Regions from separate parts of the Mus musculus genome. Here regions 1 and 2 are each linked to region 3. Evidence: chromatin loops called from intact Hi-C (ENCODE). Cell type or tissue: heart. All regions are shown on one strand.

Region 1 (2,500 bases), 370 kb before region 3:
CACAGAAGAGCTCAGCCAAATTCAGGCAATAACTTACGAAATCTGAATGAGGAAAGCAAGCAAGACCGAGACATTTAGAAACTAGGAAAGCCCTGGACCAAGAAAACTTTAGGATATAGAATTCACATATGCTGCGTGGTAAAATGGGTAATCTCAGCAATGGATAGCTCAGTTTGGTTGGAACTGAGACATGATGGACACACGTGTTGTGGTTAAACGCCCGGACACTCTAATAAGTGAATTCTAATAAGTGATTTCACAACACAGAAAATCTCTTAAGTGGATACATTGACCATGGCCTAGTTATATTGCACAAAACAAATGTAATACATTCATGTTCTGTTTGGTTCAGCAAAGTTAAACAAATAGTAATTTCTTCTAGGCTTAATACATTGGGGGGTTTTTTGTGTCTTTTTGGTTTTGGCTTTTGGTTTTTAGGGCGTTTTGTTTTGTTTTTTTTTAGTAACTTTTGGAAGGAGATCCAAATGAAGTTTTACATTATTGTACAACTCCCACTGCAGGCTACAAAGACAGGATTCGATCAAGGTTTTACCTTCGGGGTCTCAGACCCTTCTTTTCTTCCTCTCAGCTTCGGCTATAGCTAGCAGAAGCCATTTCTAAGCAAGGGATTCAAGCCAGATAGAGCTATCCTGTGCTCCTGTACTCCACACTCCTGAAGTTGGGTGGGCAGGATGCTGGGGGAACCTTCCAGATCACACCTTTCATGAAAAAGTACTTGAAGACAGTCTGACTTCGTTTTCAGGGATATTAATTTGGATATTAGGAATAGTTGTTTATTATTTTTCAAGGGCAACTAGACTGTTCCATTGTTTCACAAAGGAAAAACAGCCCAATATGGTATGCACTGTGATCTCCACCAGATTATTCTCATATGAGAAAAATTGACTATGATAGCACCGTTAGCTTGGGGGTCTGGTTGAAGGAAGGGCTTTGATTGTGAGGACATTCGTCAATTCTGGGAAGCAGACAGCAGTGCTAGAAAATACCATAAAAACAATGAACTGTGTGTAACGTGGATGTTTGCTGCAGGAATTACCCTGCTTCGTGGCTAGAAACGTTAGGGCTTGGTTTCCTGTAAAGCTGACTCTCAGTGTTTTGATAACACGGTGTCCTCATGTCAGTAGTAACAGTAAGGAGTGCAATGGGGCAGTTGAATCATTCAGTTCCTGGGAAGCTTAATTGGAAGTCAGGGCTCCCAGCCAGCACCAGGAGTAATGGGATCTTCACTTCATGATCTCGATAGCTATTAAGAACAAAACAGCAGCATAGCCCTGCTAAGCTCTGCAGAGAGCTGACTTGTCTAGATACCTGAATCGATTGAACAACAACAACAACAAAAATCAAGCTGAAGGAATTCACAAAGGACACTAACAGCATAGGAAGCCTAAACAATTTCGGTGCCCTAGCTGGAAGAGGTGCCATATACCTCAATGTGCAGAGGGTAAAGTCAAGAGATCTGGGGTTAAAGGACATCTTCAGCATTCAGATATCCAGTCCAGCCTGGGCTACACCAACCAGACAAACAAACAGTGATGTATTTTCTTGAAAATACTGTTGTTGGTGTTGTAGCTTCTTTCTTGGAGCTATATGATCGATCACATTTCTCGTGTGGATTTAAGTAGAATAACAAAAATAATTTCCCTCTCCAGTCAAGTGGAAATTTTTAAAGTTCATTTTGTTTATCTGTGATACAGAAATAAGATGAAGAGAAAGAAAATATGACCTTTCTCACTTGTTCCACGAGAACCATATTAATTAACAAAGTCAGACGGCCTCTGCTCTATTTGGATCGCGTCTTAGGAAGACCTGGTTTATAAGCTCACGAAGGTTTGCTTTAAAAAACAAAAAGCAATAAAATAACATGTGTCCATAAATATAATATCTTGTACTTTCAATATCTTAGCTCTGTTAGGAATAAAAACTTCATATAATTTATAGCATACAATCCCCATTACTTTCAGGAGTTGAGCTGGAAGTGGCTCATTTTGAAGTTCTCGGGTACAGAATGTATATTGCAGGGGTAGAATGCTTTTTAAATATGTACCTGAACCACATACACTAGTTTATACTGCTTCTTAGAGCTCAGTAGTAACCGTATACTGTAAAAATAAATACTGTACTGTATTTATGTAAAAATAAATCATTAGGAAGAGCAAAGAGTTGTTTAAGGTCAGTGTGAGTCTTATTAAATATTTTTGTATAAATTCTCTTGTTGAAAATTACATACTGAAAAGCAGCATGGTCATGACGGGTCCAACACATCCTTTTAATCAGAAATTCCCTGCTTCACGTTGTTTATTGATTCCTCAGTATGATATCAGGTAAACTGTCAATTTACAAGTTATTTATATGGACATTTTCTCTCACCAGCTCATTGCCTTCTAAGCCTAGTAGAGCAACAGTATGCAGAGTCAATTCTGTAATTGTGTGTTTAAGAAGTCTAATTATGGAGGGAAAAATAACATAAGAAAAAGCATTA
Region 2 (2,500 bases), 220 kb after region 3:
TTATGCTATGTGCATACGGACAGAGTCCTCTCGTCTTCCAACGCGGCTTTACAGAGGCTTGGAGCTCATATTAATCCAGCAGACTCAAGCAAGCACCTCCTCTTCTCCTCACTGGGAGAGGTAGGACAAATATAGAAACAAGAAAAGCCATTAGCTACTGTAGAGAGATGTGTGCCCCGCACAGTCTGCAGAGACTAACACCTGCCCGGCTCTCCGTGACAATGGCTGAGGCAGATTATGTTTACCGTGCCGACCTGATCTTACAGCTGAAGCCTGCTGTAGAGCTCTGGCCTGGCGGAAATGAGGCCTGAATGCAACCCCCAGGACTACAAATCCTGTATGTGTAGGATGAATGGGTAGGTGGGTGGATGGATGGATGAGTGGATGGAAGGATGGATCGACAGACAGACAGATATGTATGTATGTATGTATGTATGTATGTATGTATGTATGTATAATTAGGATAGTGTGTCTATACAGTTTCCCTTTTTGTGTCAAGTAATACCCCCCTTTTTTCAAATTTTTATTAGATAATTTTTTCATTTACACTTCAAATGCTATCCCAAAAGTCCCCTATACCCTACCCCTGGTAATACACCTTTTATATACATACACTCACACACACACAGACACACACATACATCCATATATGTTACCTTTATTTATACCCCTTTTATATGTGTATGTGTGTATATATATACATATATATATATATATATATGTATATATATAATAAAAGACATATACATACATGTGTGTGTGTGTGTGTATCTTTTATTTAATAGGCTCTCAAAACTCTCATTAACATTTCTACAGAGATAAATGTACTTCGAAATGGCAGCAGATACCTGGGGCCCCACAAAGCGGAGTGTTATATTCTGCACAGATCTAAGCGTCACTCACAGTCATTCACAGTGCGGCTTTGTGAGATGTTCTTTCTCCTTCACCATCCCACAAACTCCAGTGCTGGCTGTTTCAGCCAATGTGCCCTGTGCAGACCCGAGTACTCGCCTCAAGAATTTCAGCACCACCTAGTGGCCAGATGCAGCATCGGCGTAAGCCATTGGCTCTGCCACGTGGTGTCAGAAGTTGGGGCTAAAGCTGATAAATCACGGTTGTTAAGTACTTTGGGGGCAAAGAAAAGAACTGCACACCGTGTCCTGTTACTGCCTACGAGTACTGTGCTCCTTTAAAGTCCTCGGTCTATTTTAAACCCGGATCTCTGTACCTGCTTTCTAGGTCGACGCCGCCGTGACCCCAGAGGAGCGCCATCTCTCCAAGATGCAGCAGAACGGATATGAGAATCCAACTTACAAGTTCTTTGAGCAAATGCAGAACTAAGCCCCACCCGCGCCACAGCAGCGGCCTCTGAACTTGGACAGCGAAACCATTGCTTCACTACCCATCGGTGTTCATTTATAAAATAACGTGGAAAGAAACAAACCCTTCCGTTTATTTACTCACCCTCGGCTTTTGACAGCTGTGCTGTAACACAAGTAGATGCCTGAACTTGAATTAATATACAAATCAGTAATGTATTCTCGCTTTCTCTCTTTACATTCTGGTCTCTACATTACATGATTCATGGGTTTTGTGTACTGTAAAAAAAAAAATTAGCTGTATCAAACTAGTGCATGAATAGATTCTCTCCTAATTATTTATCACATACATAGCCCCTTAGCCCGTTGTATATTATTCTTGTGGTTTGTGGCCCGGAAAAAACTCCTACTTGAAATATGCTTTAAAAATCGATGGGGGATGCTTCTTGTGAACGTGGGCGTCTAGCTGCTTCTCCTACGTATTCTTTTCCTGATCACTATGCATTTTGAACATTTTTTTAAGTATTCCAAATGACTTAGAAAATTCTTTTTCCATGACTGCATCTTACTGTACAGATTGCTGCTTCTGCTCTCTTTGTGATATAGGAATAAGAGGATACACATTGATTTCTTTGTGCCTGTTTTATGTGCACACATTAGGCATTGAGAATTTGAACATTTTTTTTGTCCATGTATCTTTGGATCTTTGATAAAAAAAAATTAAAAAAAAATTATCCCTGTTCATCATAAGCACTTTTACGGGTGGGGGGAGGGAGTGTTCTGCTGGTCTCCAATTACCAAGAATTCTCCAAAAATTAATTTTCTGCAGGATGATTGTACAGAATCATTGCTTATGCCATGATAGCTTTCTACACTGTATTACATAAATAAATTAAATAAAATAACTCCAGGCAAGACGTTTCTTTGAAGGGTGATTGTGTGGGAGGGAAAAGGCAAGATCCCTGCATTTATCAACCCAAGGCGCTTCGTTTAATAATACTGACAGAGAATGAAAAGCCAGGAAGAGAGTAAGAGGGAAGAGAGGGCACCCTGAGACACCCCTGAGGGTTTGTATAAAATTGTGTTTTCATAGGAATACCTTAGACTGGTATGATTGTATGGTGAGAGTTTATTGCTTAGTCATCTAGACCCGTGAGAACACCTCATCTGGTCACTCACAC
Region 3 (2,500 bases):
CCCTGCGCTTCGGCGGCTCTGGCCCAACCCTGCCCGGGGACGCGCTGCCCGAGCGATGAAGAGGGAATGGGTTAGGGCGCTGGGGTCCCCATATCCGTGCCAGCCTAGGGCTGGAAGGCGAGGGGACGAGCCTGAACGCAGACCCTGACTCCTCCCTGCGTTGAGAGCTGGACTCCGGGATGCGAGAGACACCCAGTTCGAGGGGGAAGGGACACGTGTGGAAAACCGAAAGCGTAGCGTCTCAGGATTCAGTGCCCTGCGAGGAAATCGCCGCCCTTCCCCTTCCTTGGGGTCCTGGGTTGGAATGGGGGCAGCTCTGGATGCTGGGGAGCGCCTGGCTCACACTCCCTTCCCACCCCCGCCTGTCTTGACTGCGAAGCTGGGCTTTGCTCCTGGCGGCCGCGGGCGGCGGCTGCCTGCGCAGCGACCCTCTCCCGAGTCGGTGCGGGGTCGCGCACCGCCGCCTTCCTTTTGCAAACTTTGTGCATTTTCGTGTCTCCCTTTTGTGTAAGTTCCAAGTGATGGGAGGGATCGGAAAGTGCGGCCACCCGGCACCGTCCCTCAACCTGGACGTCCAGGACTCTTCAGTGCACCTCCAGTTTCTCCCTGAGTCTGAGAAGGTCCCCGGGAACAAAAGCCGCGACACCCCGCCCTCGCCGTCCAGGGCGCGGTGGCGGAGCCCTGGTAGTTGGTGCGCCACCGCCGTTCCTTTCCCCGAGCTGCGCGTCTGCCCCCGAGGGCCTAGAGGTGCTGCTAGGGCCCCGCGGTCTCCCACCCCCGCATCACCACCACCTACTGGCAATCCTGTGAGGGACTGCAAAGTCCTGAGAGAGAGAGAGAGAGAGAGAGAGAGAGAGAGAGAGAGAGAGAGAGAGAGAGAGAGAGAGAGAGCGAGCCGGGAGTGAGGCGTGCGTCTGGGAAGGGCAGTGCCTGGTGGTGGGGAGGCTGAGGCTCCAGGGCATCAAAGGAGGCGTTTGTCTGATTAAGGTGCGGCCTCCTATGGGGCAGATTTGGGAACTCTAGCTTAGTCACCCTGGGGGGGACACAGGATGCTGGGGAGGGTCCTCAGGGTTCCTTTTTTTTTTAAAAAAAAAAAAAAAGGGGTGCAGATAAAAGGATTGAATAGGGTGAAGATTAAGACGGAGAAGATGGCGCCTCTGCAGTGCAGCAAAGAAAAGCTGTGTGGAGGCTGCAGCCTGTGAAATCCACCCACCACTAGGTGTATAACAAGTCTTCCCCATTCATCCAACTCTCCAGCATGCAGCACAAGGCTTGTTTTCCTTTTTATCCAGAGATGCCTGGAAGTTGTTTGCGTGGCAGCTGGTTTTATTTCTCTTCATTTGTACCCTCTTCACCATCTAAGCATTTGCTAATAGCCCTTCCTCGTCGTCCTCCTCTTTCCCCTCTACCTCATAGGAATTTTCCCAAAAAGCAATTTCCGGGCGAGTGTTTTCCTGCAATTTTGTGGGGATTGGCTAGGCTATCACACTAGTATGAGTTTTTATTTATTTAATTTTTTTTAGCTCTTAATTTACAAGGTCATTGAACTTTTAGCCCCTCTGAATTTTTTTTTTTTTTTTAACCCACAAGTGGCTTCAGAATCTGTAAGTCACCTCAGACTGGTTAAAACAGGTCTTCGAAGAGTCTTAAGAATTTAGTGTTCCATTTTTTTTTTTCAAAGCCATTTAATCAAGGGAATTCTGATTTCTCTGACGACCTAAGAATTTAATTGTATAGTCATTCGGTTTTTCTAATTGTTTTGCTGTGCAGAAACACGACTAAGTAATTAAAGGAATAACTTTAATTTTTGGAGCATTTTACTTTTCTTGAGCATTTTTTTTAACTTGTATAAAAAGAGTCACAGTGTAGGCCAAGATGAACTGGATTTATGTTTTGGCTTGTGCGATTGCATATCCTTTTTCTGCCGAACATTTGGAGATGCTCCTGCAGTTATCATCACCTTTAAAGGGTTACTGGGAGCACTACATTCGTGCCTTTGGTGAGTCACTGGAAGGATAGGTAATTCATCCTGATGAGGTTTGACACACTTTGCAGTTCTGCGTCCACTGAAGCCACAGAATTATGAGTTGGCTGCGTTTTGTAAATCACAGAAAATCCGTCTGCTGCAGGTGGCTCTGCAAAAAGAACCCGTGTGATGGAGGGTGCTGATGATGGGGCCATGAGGGTACTGATGCTGGGGTCTCGAGGGTGCTGATGCTGGGGCCTCCAGGGTACTGATGCTGGGGCCTCGTCTTCCAGGGCGTCGGCATTTCCTGGTTTGGTTTTATTTTCCTGGTATGTTGAACAGAGGCATGCGTTTAGCAAACCGTGATGGACTCATCTTGTTTGCTTGTATAGAGCTGATAACTATCAACTTGCCTCGGTAGTGGTGGCTCCTTCACTGTCTGCGACTGCTGCCCGGTAGTGCCTCTCTGATGGTAGAAGCCTACTCATAGAACAGCGAAGCTGACATTCTTTTTTTGACAGGGATCCATCGGGA

The links. A loop is a pair of places that touch in the nucleus more often than their neighbours do. Peaks named below come from ENCODE experiments on the same cell type or tissue, not always from the same donor. Only the 100,000 strongest peaks of a DNase experiment are listed, where the experiment ranks them.
Region 1: a loop joins it to region 3, with 2.2 times the contacts of the local background. A loop is called at or near these places in 3 of 42 quality-filtered maps.
Region 2: a loop joins it to region 3, with 7 times the contacts of the local background. A loop is called at or near these places in 22 of 42 quality-filtered maps.

What each region holds. Positions count from the first base shown.
Region 1 is chr16:85,545,396-85,547,895 of GRCm38, reverse strand. The region is part of intron 1 of Cyyr1 (cysteine and tyrosine-rich protein 1); the gene reads left to right. Among named protein-coding and RNA genes, the nearest start is that of Cyyr1, 3.7 kb to the left of the region's middle. In heart, no CTCF peak of the experiment used is centred here; a DNase peak (open chromatin) is centred at 1,175; H3K27ac peaks cover 261 bases.
Region 2 is chr16:84,954,172-84,956,671 of GRCm38, reverse strand. App (amyloid beta (A4) precursor protein) reads left to right here. Exons shown (of 18, transcript NM_001198823.1): 18 at 1,240-2,236. The coding sequence ends at 1,341. Among named protein-coding and RNA genes, the nearest start is that of Gm10791, 17 kb to the left of the region's middle. In heart, no CTCF peak of the experiment used is centred here; a DNase peak (open chromatin) is centred at 1,031; H3K4me3 peaks cover 287 bases; H3K27ac peaks cover 251 bases.
Region 3 is chr16:85,170,864-85,173,363 of GRCm38, reverse strand. All of the region lies in intron 1 of App (amyloid beta (A4) precursor protein), which reads left to right. Among named protein-coding and RNA genes, the nearest start is that of App, 1.6 kb to the left of the region's middle. In heart, CTCF peaks have their summits at 359 and 1,213; DNase peaks (open chromatin) are centred at 223, 773 and 1,193; H3K4me3 peaks cover 2,348 bases; H3K27ac peaks cover 1,530 bases.